Regions from separate parts of the Mus musculus genome. Here region 2 is linked to region 1. The links are chromatin contacts, found by POLR2A ChIA-PET in ENCODE. All regions are on one chromosome and are shown on one strand. Each heading gives the region's core, a stretch centred on a gene start or an enhancer-like site at or near the end of the contact. The rest is flanking DNA. Distances are from core to core; before and after follow the strand shown. Region 1 holds the start of B130046B21Rik (a long non-coding RNA gene). Region 2 holds the start of Kmt2d (lysine (K)-specific methyltransferase 2D).

Region 1 (4,961 bases), core at 66-2,565:
TCGCAGGCACCATCCCTGCCCCTTCTCTTTCTCTGTCGGAACAGTTCCACACCGAATGTAGCAGGTGTGGATGGCCCACCCACACTTTCCCTGAAACTAACCCTTGAGTTGGCAGACGCTACCTTCCCTGGTTCCTCCTCTCTCCTCTGTTTCAAGTGTGGGAACAGGTATAGGTGGGAAAGAAGAAAAGGAAGCAAACGAAGCCTGGAGAGAGAGAAGGAGCAGGTGAGCCCAGGGTGGATGGGCTGAGCGACACGAGAACAAAGAGGGGCATCGCTCACTCCCTCTCTCTATTTCCCTGTGGCGTTTTCCTGGTGTCCTCTCGGATGAAGCCTTCCTCGGTTTGACTGATGACATCCACAATCTCCCGGATACTGTCGCTCAGCCCTGCTGTCTTCCCGCCTTCCCTGGGCCGGGTGTTCCCAAGCGCAGGCAGGGTCCTCTCATTCCGCCAGGAGGCGCCTGGGGCGTCTGTGTCGCTTCCATCAGAGGAGCCGCTATGGACGCTGAGATCCTCCGCTTCGTCTGAGTCCGAATCTGGGGCGGTGTGGCGGCGGATGCGGGACACGGCTTCTCGCAACGCCCCGGCGTAGGGCCCTGGAGTCCGCGCCCAGCCCCCGCCCGCGCGCCGCGGGACACCAGCCGCTTCTGAGCCCTTCAAGCTGCCGGCGCATACCGGAGCCGCTGGGCCTAAGGTCGGGTGCTCTTGGCTACCTGGCTGCGTGGGGGCGTCTCGCGGGTTCACTTCTCCGACAGGGAACCCCAAACCGCTGGAGGAGCGCTCCTCCAATGAAGAATCCCCCTGCTGTCCGACCTCGGCCTCGCACTCGCGACCCTCGCTCGGTTGGTTTAAGACTCGACTGCTCAACAGTCGCTTTTGGCAAACTGAAGGGTTGGCAGCGGCCCCCTCGCCCTCCTCCTCGTGACAGGGCTTGGGTTGACTAAGGCTGTCGCTCACACTGCACGACTCCCCAGAGGGCACGAGCTGACCCTGCTGGGTTCGAGGGGTCGGAACGTACTGGGACTTTATCACCACGCATGTGGCGTCAATGACAAAGATGCCTTCTCTACCAGCGGGACCTCGGGAAATGCGGGGCAGGGTGTGGGCACGGCGGGTCACCTTCCAAACTTCCAGGGTCTCATGTTCTGCCCCCTCTCTTTGACCCAGGGACTCTTTCCACCCGGTGCCTCCAGGAGCCCAGGGTCTAGGGAGCGTCTGGCTGTGCCTAACTGGAGGCTTTTTAGGGGAGGCAAGCCAACACGTGGGAAGCCATATCTGCTCACTTCCTTCTTTCCCTTTCCTTGACCCCCTGAGGTGCTGCCTGGACCTGGGAACAGGACGAGGTGGGCTGCTGATCGCGGACCTAGAGAGAGCTGCGTCCGTGCCTGGACCGCCAGTCGTTTTGCCTTGGGAATGACTATCGCCAGCACTGTTCAGGCCAGCAGCAACTAGGCCTGAGCTTTTCTCTATAGCCCCTTTGCAAGACTCTGGCCTAGCTCTGGCTGCTGTACAGCCTGGAGCACCTCCTAAGAGTCCCCGTCCCTGTCTGAGACCCCAAGCTCCTAGAACATCCCGGTAGATTCGAGGATCCAGCCTCTTCTTCGTGCGCCCTCCCTCTGTCCTGGTGGTGGCTGGAACTGGGGCTGATGAGGTGGGCGCCCGGGAGAGCTCCGGGCCTCGCTTAGTCCCCAGGGTCCTGTGGGGACCTTCATAAGAAGGTGGAGCCACATAGGGTGGCGGCCGGTCCCAGCGGCGCCTTGGGGCTGTGCCTGCAGAGCCTCTCAACAGCAGGTGAGCCTCGTAGCTAGGGGGCCCTGGCCTTCTGCCTCCCCATGGCCCCGCCCATGCAACCCCTGGGTCACCCTGCGGGAGCACGGATGGTCGGGGCGCTCGCCCCACCTGCCCGAAGCGCTCTGGTCTGGAGAAAACTGGAAACCCTGTAGGTTGGGCTGCCCGAAGGGCGTTCCGGGGCTCTGGGCGGGGCTGACCTAGGGGACTCCGTCGGGCCCCGCCAGCCTTGCGCCTTTTTCTCTCGGTCTCCTTGGCCTCCCGCTCCTGCGACGCCGCCTTTCTTTTCTCTTGTTCCCGGGCTCGGACCTCGGCGGGGGGGCCCGCCCGCCAGTTGGTTGCCTCCTGCAGCACCCTGGAGGCCCAGGGTCGGCGGGGTGGCGGCTCAGGGGATCCCGGGCGCAGCCTACACCTGGGACAATGAGCAGGAACCCAGGTGAGCAGTTTGCGGGGACAGAGAGCCGAGGTCCGGGGAGCTGGGAGCACTGGAGACCACTTGGGGCAGCCATGTGGGAGGGTTCGTGTGAGTGTCTGAGCGAGTGCACGTGCGTATATGTTAGGGCTAAAGTCGAAATGAGACTCCTCGCCATCTCTCCATGCACACTTTAACAGCGACTGCCCCCATCTCACCGCCTGCCACTAGTACTCCTGTCCCCCTAAACAGCGCTCAATGATTCAGGCCCCAGTCCTCGACGAGTGGGGGGAGGGAGGCGCGGGAAAGAGAAGGGAACAGCAGCAATTGCTGGTGCCAGCGGGGAGGTCTGGACCCCACTTCCCGCCCCACCACTTGCTGCCCCTCACCCCTCCTTCACTCACGTGCGGCTCTGGGGCCCACGGGCCCAGTAGCTGGCCTGGATGTCCATGGACTGTCGAGAAGGAGCGCGACGACTATAATGACAGGAAATAGTCTTCACTTCAATCACCAACAGCTTGGACTTCTGCACCCAGAGGCAGCTGCCGGACTCCTCATCCTGGAGCTCCCGGGGGCTGTCGGGCCCCTCGGAGAATAACGGGCCATCCAGCATCCTGCCCCACCCCACCCCGGCCCCCCACCCTCCCACCCGCCCCGTGAGCCCCCTCCCAACCCAGGGAGCCGGCGCCCACTGCAGAGCGGCAGGCCCAGGGACTGGCAACTATATATACCCGGGCACACGTGTGTGCCTGTCTGTGCGTGTGTGAGTGTGTGCTAGCGCGCGAGCGCGCGCGCATGTGACACGCCGCCGTGGACGGCTCCGCGCTGCTTCCTCCCCCATGTGCACGGCCGCCCCCTGGGGCCTGGGATTGGACGCCCCTTCCCACTCACTGCTCAGGTCCCCCAAGCCTAATGGGACCTGCGAGTGGGCGGGGAGAGACTTCTGATTCTTGCCAAGCTTACGGTGCCCTCTCCTCCAGCCCCCATTTCTTCATCCTTCCCGAAGTTTTAACCCTTTGCTTTCCTGCTTGTCAGGTTGCCTGACCACCAGTGCTCTCTCTATTCCTGCCTGCTCGCCCAGACTCCTTTCTCCGACAGGGAGTGGTGAGAACAGAACTCAAGGTCTCTGCCTGCCACTCGCTGCTGGTTTCCATGGGGTTGGGGTGCAAGAGAGGCTGGCCCACAGCTGGGGGGAGCGGGCTATTTTTAGTGTCGGTGGCATTCGGGTGCAGCTGAGATGAGTAACCAGTTCCTAAGCAGTACAGAGAAGAGGTGCCGCTTTCAGGAAGCTTTTGTGCGACTCTGGGGGAGAGCTGCTCCCCCAAGACCTCAGAAAGGTGCACCTGTATGCCTCAGCTTTCTCTGCTGAGGCGGAACTCCATCTATCCTGGCCACCAAACAGCAGGACGACTCCTACTCTAAATATGGGTGTCCTTGGGCACCCACAGAGCCTTCCCTGAGCAGCAGGCTAGCTCCCCTAACCCAGAAGCCAGGATTCTAGGGTTACACAGTTCCGTGCCCACACAGCTCTTCCAAGCCTTATGTGGGGTGCAGATAGAGTGCTTAAATACATTTGTACCCTAACAGAGGGGGATGGACTAGAGTGCTCCTGTGGCACAGCCAAATCCCCTAGCAACAGAAAAGATAAAAGTGGCCTTTCTTTCCTAGGTCGGGGCTCTAGTTCACTTGACTGGCATGGTGTGGTGCAGCTCACCTTTTGGACTCACTCGATTCTGGGGGGTTGCTGCTTGCATCCTCGGGATCCCTCCCCCTATGCCTGTACCAGGTGTCCCCTGATTCACCATGGTAATGTTAGTGGCAGCACAGCCCACGCCAACCTTCCATGCAGAGACTTAGCAACCATGCCTGGCAACCATAGCAGCAGCTCAGGGGAGGGGAGAAGTGTAGGGAGCGGGATGAGAGGGTGGCAATGGCTCCTGAGGAAGAAGGGACCATTTGCTGCTCCTGACTTTAGGAACAGAAGCCTGTGGGCTTGCAAAGTGTGTCTATCCCCATTTTCCTCAGCTGCTTCCCAGGAGCTGAGACTTGGTGGGGTAAATGGGAGAGACAAAAGTTGGTTTTTCATAGAAGTACAAGGAGCATTTGGATACAGAGCCTTCTTTTTAAGGGGACAGGGACCAAAGAATTGTTATAGGTCACACTCATTGAGAAACAGCAAAGTAGAACCTGACCTGTTCTGCTGTCCCTCCCCTGCCACTCCTCAACCCCCACCCCATGCCATGATTCCACCTACCTCCTGGCTGCCCTGAGGATGGCTTGCAGGCACTGCCAGGGCCCAACAGAATCCCACAGCTTTTAAAGTCTTGCCTCCTCCCTGGACAAGTCCTCCTTGATGAAGGAATGTGACACAAGGAGACATTTGTCCTTTCCACCCTCTCCACACACACAAACATGCTCTAATTATAATCATTTGGAGGCCTCCCTCCCCCAAGCTTGGGAATGTGCTGAGAGCAAAGATGTGGATGGAGAGGGGGCCCAAGCACTGAGAGCTGACCTCTAACAAGCGCCCTGATGTGTTCCCTGTGTTCCATCAGAAAGCCCGCTTTGTGAAAACTAGCGTGGCCCAGGTTCTTCTGAAGGCTTGGCAGGAGAAGGGAAAGCCAGGGAATTACTCAGGACCTGCTCCTGGCTTGGATGCTAACCCCTATCGGCAAAGCTGCTGTAGAAGGGAACAGAGCCTGCAGGTCCTCCGTCCGTCAGGTGTTGGGTATCACTCTCAGCACAGATGATAGGTCTGGT
Region 2 (5,476 bases), core at 2,850-5,349, 65 kb after region 1:
CTTAGATCTCAGGTCCACTACCATCCTACAGCCTGAAAGTAGCAATCCACTTGACCCAGAAGTCCTAGTCATAGTCATGTCAAAATCCCTCCCGCAAAAAGTAGAGTCCTAGGGTGTTGCAAGAGATTTAACACAACACTACACTAAAGGATAGCCGTGACTGGATCTCCACTGCTTTTAACAAGGATATCCCAAATACAACAGGAGGAACCTCAATTGCCAGGCATATGAAACTCAGGACCACCACTGGCCCCAGCCCTACATGAGCCCTGGGTCTCACCTAGCATGAAGGCCTCAGGTTTGTTGCCCTTAGCAACGCCAACTGCCCTTCTTCCTTAGATGCTCCTAGTAGTTAACAGAAGTGGGCCTTAAGAGTTACTGAGCATGTGTAAGCAGGCCCCGGGGCTAAGCATGCTGGGAGTTGTAGTCTCAGGAAGCACATTGCTACTTGGAGGAGGGCTAAATGGGGCAGGACTTAACAGAGCAGAATAGTTTCCTTCCTCTTAAGTCAAGCCGGGTTTCCAAATACTCGAAGAGTTAACGGTCCCTCTTTCCTTTTTCATATAATCCAGTGTATCTCAAAACCAAACGAAACATGCTAAAGCTACATCTAAAAGCTTAAGACTCACACAACACCGGGTGTATTTTCCCTGACCTCCAAGGCAGCACACTTGAGTACGAAGACTGAGAGGAGCCAAGAGTAAGAATTAGAGATGCCAGACCTGGAGGCACACACCTATAACACCATTACTTGGAAGACAGAAGCAGAGGGATCAAGGGCAAGTTGGAGACCAGCTTGATCTACAATGAGAGCTCTAGGCCAACCAGAACTCCACACTGAAACTGTTTAAACAGAAAAGAATTCCCAAGATTATGAATAGGAAAGAAACCCCACATAAGAAAGCTGAGAAGGATTAGTGCCTGCAGCTGTTGGTGAGAAGGGTGGGCCTTCCTCTCAACCAGAATCTAGTGCTTCTAAAGGTGGTGTGAGTTAAGAAGACGCCCTTAAAAACAACTGTACGTGATAAAGGTCTGAGAAATCCATCTCCCATGTTTTCCCCTCCCCTTGTTTAGTCAGTGGTCACACCAACCTGGGTACAGATAATCCTGTTCTCTAAAACTGGAAGGCAAATACCCTGGTCAATCACTTGGGGCTGAATAACAAGGGGAGCCCTCAAAGTGCCCGGCAATCAGTAACTCAATTCCCAGCCAACGCAGACTCCGTTTCCTTCCCTAAGCCCCCAGTTCCATTGCCAATGTTGGCGGCCCCCTGGAGCCACGCAGAAGTGAAGCCGCCACGTTCCTTTCCCCCTAATGCTCTGACCCTGCCAGGGAAGGCCCAGCAGCAGCACCCGACACCCATTACCTCTTCCCAAGCCTCATGCACAACAACCCATCTGCAGCAAAGCAGGATGCTTATCTGGCCGACTTACAGAGCATGCTCTGAACTGCAAGAGGCCCTTACAAGCCACCTGTGGGAAGTGGGAACTGGAGCTCAAGGCTCAAGCCAGGACCCTCTGCCTATTCAATCATTCAAGGCCTGGTCACACCGAAGGTCCAAGAGGACTTTAAAGTTTCCTAAATGTTTGCATCTAACCATATCTTCCTAACAGATCCTCCAACAACTTTGTTCTCAGAGTTGAGGCCAAGAGAGCCACAAACAGCAACAAAGAGAAGTAGAAGGCAACAGTGATAATACAGTGGGTAGGAGGGCCACCTGACACAAGGCCAGAGGGACACATTCCTCGGCCCTCCCCCAAGCACAGCTCGCTCCCTAGCGCTCTCTCGCTCTCTCCTGCTCTCTCTCTCTCTCTCTCCCTCCCTCTCTCTCTCTGCTAAAGCTAGCACTGCCCAAGTAGGTACAGAAACTACCTTCTCCATCTAGCCTTGAGGATCAAAGTAGAAACCCCAGCAAAGAGAGCACCCCACTTACAGAGCCATGGAAGGTCCAAGACTGAGCGGCAAACTCTCCTTTTTCTGTACCATAAAGAACCCAGGGACACCTCCAAGTAGCCTGAAACCTCAGCCCCTAACTCCTCAAGCTTTCAGCCCAGCATCTATACCAAAATACCAAGTGCCATAGCAATCAAGTCCCTGGAGCCTTTTGAGCAAATAAAACCAAGGGCTCCCCCATCCCATCATTCACAGCCAGTAAACAGACACACACATATATCCCAAGGGGGTTTTCCCTGGATCGAAACTAGGCTAATACCTGCGCCAGGCTTGCTCTGAGCTAGGGAGCTGACACCCGGAGTCTTACATCTAAAAACACCCAAAACAGCCCAGAGAGGTGGCAGAGATTTACCCCACCACTCTCCTTCCTGTGTTCACCCTAGACCAACAGGCTTCACTCCATTTTCTCTGCAAGGGAGGAAATGGAGGCTTGGAGGGGTGAAAGGCTGGAGCCCTTGAGTGAACAGCTCTTCAGTGGGACTCAGGACTTCCTGGTTCCCAGCTAGAGAATCAAACCACACCTCTCTCCTCCCCCATTTTCAGTCAGCCCTCTAGGAAGGATCCAAATGGTAACACATTGTCCCTGGGTAGCCTAGGGGATCAGCCAGAGCTAACAAGGTACAGTCTCACCTAAGGATGCTATCTAAGAGCAGACAAGAGAGGCAGAGACCATAGATGACAGCTCACTTTACCCCGCACCCCTATGCCAACTCTCAGAAAGCTTTCAAGGGCAAACCCCCTGCTTTCCCCTTTCTGAGACAATACTCAAGGAGACCTAGCAAATGTATTTTGGAGGGGGTGGAATGAGGGCGCAAAATGCACTAGCCAAATCCCTGCTGGGCAACATGACAGGTGTGAGAGAGGCTGTCCCCAGCCCGGGGCCCAGAGGCTGAGGCGGGAGGCTCATGCTGCACCCTTCCTGCTGTAGATACACACCCCTTCTCCCCAGCACCTCCTACCAGGGCTGGAAACACTGGCTTCCAGCAGAAAAGAGCACAAATAAAGTCATTTCTCCATCAAAGAGGCACAAGCTAGCCTACTCTGCAGAGCCGGGGCAGCACCTGAGAACTATTTACCATTCCGTAGCCAGAAAAGCATTGTAGAGATCTGGCGGGGGCTTTCAGGATTGGCCAGGGACTCATGGGCAGCTAACTCTACACTAGGCCCAGAGAAAGCAAGAGACAAAAGCCATTTTTTTGCAGCCCACATTCGTAGAGAACAGATCTCAACGGCCTCCTCTATAATCCCCCGGAGATTATGTCCATCCCAAGAGGAGGGGAAACGAAGCAGGCTAAGACACCACTAGGCCTTGCTGGGGTCACTTTGCCAGGCAGAGTAGTTAAGTTGAACAGCAGGGGCAGAGCTGCCCCAGCCCCACCTCCTTCATGCCCCAGCTCCCCTCTTCATCGCACCAGTTTCCACCCACCCTCCCCCCCCCCCCCCACCTCCCGGGTGAAGGACTCAGGGCTCCTTGAGTTTCCCACGGATTGTTTTGGGTGCCCAGGTAGGTAGGAACAACATTAAAGTCCAATCTGGCAGTATGTGGGACCTGGCAGTGGCATCCCCCCACCAAGTTGCTCTGTCCCAAGGAACCCTGGGGGTGGGGGTGGGGGACAACAGCCTGGGATTGGTGTTGGCATCAGGGCCTGGGTCCTAGTTTGGTCGAACTCCCTCAACACAAAAATAAACAGGCAGAGAGGCTATCTGGACATGTTCCCAAACTCCTGTAGTTCCCTGAACCCCCAATCTTTAAAGAGGCACACCCCAAGAAACCAGGCCTCGGTTCTGCCGTGGCAACTGGCTCAGATTCCCTTGACAGACCCTGCCAAAGGAACCCTCCCCAGCTCTGGCACCCCTTTCTCCAACCTAAAGGCCAGCCACCGGCCAAGATAGTCCATCTGGCTGTGCCCCTAGTCCAACCCTTTCTGGGCCCAGGCCGGGCGGACTTCACTCACCTCTTCACAGGGCGATCCAGAAATCCTCATCCGAGAACATGGCCAGAGCCCGGGCCGCTCCCCGACCTCCAACCGCCAGAGCGAGCACAGCCGCCCCCCACTCGGGGGGGCTTAGGGAGACCAAGAACGGTAAATCCAGGTCGGAGTGGTCACCCTTCCCCCGGGGGTTTAAAAAAAAAAAAAAAAAAAAAAGCAAAAATCCAACAGGGGTTCTCTGCCTCAGGTTCCAGCAGTTTAGGTTTCCATGAACAGCCCCAGGGCGGCGAATCCCGAGCGGACACAAAGAGAGCACCGGTGGCTTTGATCTTGGGCGAGCAGGCTCCGCATCCGCGTCGCGGGGCGGCCTCTCAGTCCTAGGGCCCGGCCAGCGCCCCGGCCGCCCGCGCCGGGCTCGGGCGGAACGTCGAGGCTCTCCAGATGGAACGTCGAGGCGCCTCCCCAGCAGCCCGGAAGGAATGCCGCGCCGCGCCGCGCCGCGCGCCGGGCCCGGATGGAACGTGAGCCCCTCGCAGCCGCGCCGAGCCCCTCTCCCCGCCGGGCCGGCGCCCCGGGGCCGCGCGAGCTACGGCGACGCGGAGCCGGCGGGGCCGAACCTGACACACACCCAGCGCCGGGCTCCGCGACCCCGAGCGTCCCCCCTCGGCGGCTTCGAGCCCCCCACCTTCTGCTCCCCCCGGGGAAGGGAGGAGGGTTGGTGGGCGAGGAAGAGGAAGGGGCGGGCGGTGCGAGCCCTCTGCCCGCTCCCCTCCGGCCGCTCCAGGCCCAGCGCTCGCCTCCCTTCCCCTCTGGCCTCGGGAGCTGCCCCGCCCCCGGCCTGGCCGCCTGTGGTCAGCGGCACCCCCTAGACCCCCGGCAGGCACTGATCGCGGGGGGTCTAGAGGTGCATGGTCCAACCCCGGCTCCCGGCGCCGGGGGGTCAGGAAACTGAGCGGAAAGTGGGGAACGAGGCAGCCATTTGCAACCGGAGAGGAAAGTAGTGCAGCGCGGCGCCGCTCCGCCTCCCCCCTCCGCCTCCTGCTCGGCCGGTAGGGTGGTTCCTGCGAAGAGGCTCTTTCCTCGCCTTGGAGCTGGGCAGCGATCGTAGAGACTCGTGGAGCGTCCGGCGCGAGATCCAGGGGGCCCTTTTGCCTGGGGAACCCCACTCGAGAAGGGGAGAAAGGAGAAGAGGAGGCCCTATTTTGTGTTGGAGCGGGGCGGCGGAGGGGTACAGCCCTCTTGGAGGAAAGGCTGTGACTCTGCAGTTCTACGCACACGCTCCGGGATCCCTCCGCTGCAGATTAACCCCGACTGCGCCAGGCTGGCCGCCGGGCAGACACGTGGGAATAAAGCCCCCCTCTTCTTCGCCACGGCCCAGGAGCTGCCTCCTTTACCTTCTGGGTGGTAAAGCTAGGATTCTGGCCACTTTTTAATTCTGTTCCCTAAAGTCACTGACCCTTGGAACTCCTTTCTTTGGCTGGGGGACAATCTTTGCCAAGGGGGGGTGGGGGGTGAAAAGAGAGCCTGGAGATTGGCCGCAGCTCTGCATCCTGGGAACTGGAGTCCGCAAATGGAGAAAGTGAGGCACCGTG

Evidence for each region. ChIA-PET counts read pairs that join two places held with the same protein, here RNA polymerase II (POLR2A).
Region 2: POLR2A ChIA-PET joins it to region 1 with 11 read pairs in Patski. The contact joins the promoter of Kmt2d here to the promoter of B130046B21Rik in region 1. POLR2A ChIA-PET finds 5 or more read pairs at or near these places in 2 of 5 experiments (Patski and embryonic stem cell).

Annotation. Positions count from the first base shown.
Region 1 is chr15:98,805,000-98,809,960 of GRCm38, forward strand. B130046B21Rik (a long non-coding RNA gene) reads left to right here and starts at 1,316. Exons shown (of 3, transcript XR_003951472.1): 1 at 1,316-2,225; 2 at 3,237-3,323; 3 at 3,870-4,961. Ddn (dendrin) reads right to left here and starts at 2,926. Exons shown (of 2, transcript NM_001013741.1): 1 at 2,606-2,926; 2 at 1-2,201. The coding sequence starts at 2,814. The coding sequence ends at 278.
Region 2 is chr15:98,867,106-98,872,581 of GRCm38, forward strand. It overlaps Kmt2d (lysine (K)-specific methyltransferase 2D), which reads right to left and starts at 4,100. Exons shown (of 55, transcript NM_001033276.3): 1 at 3,909-4,100.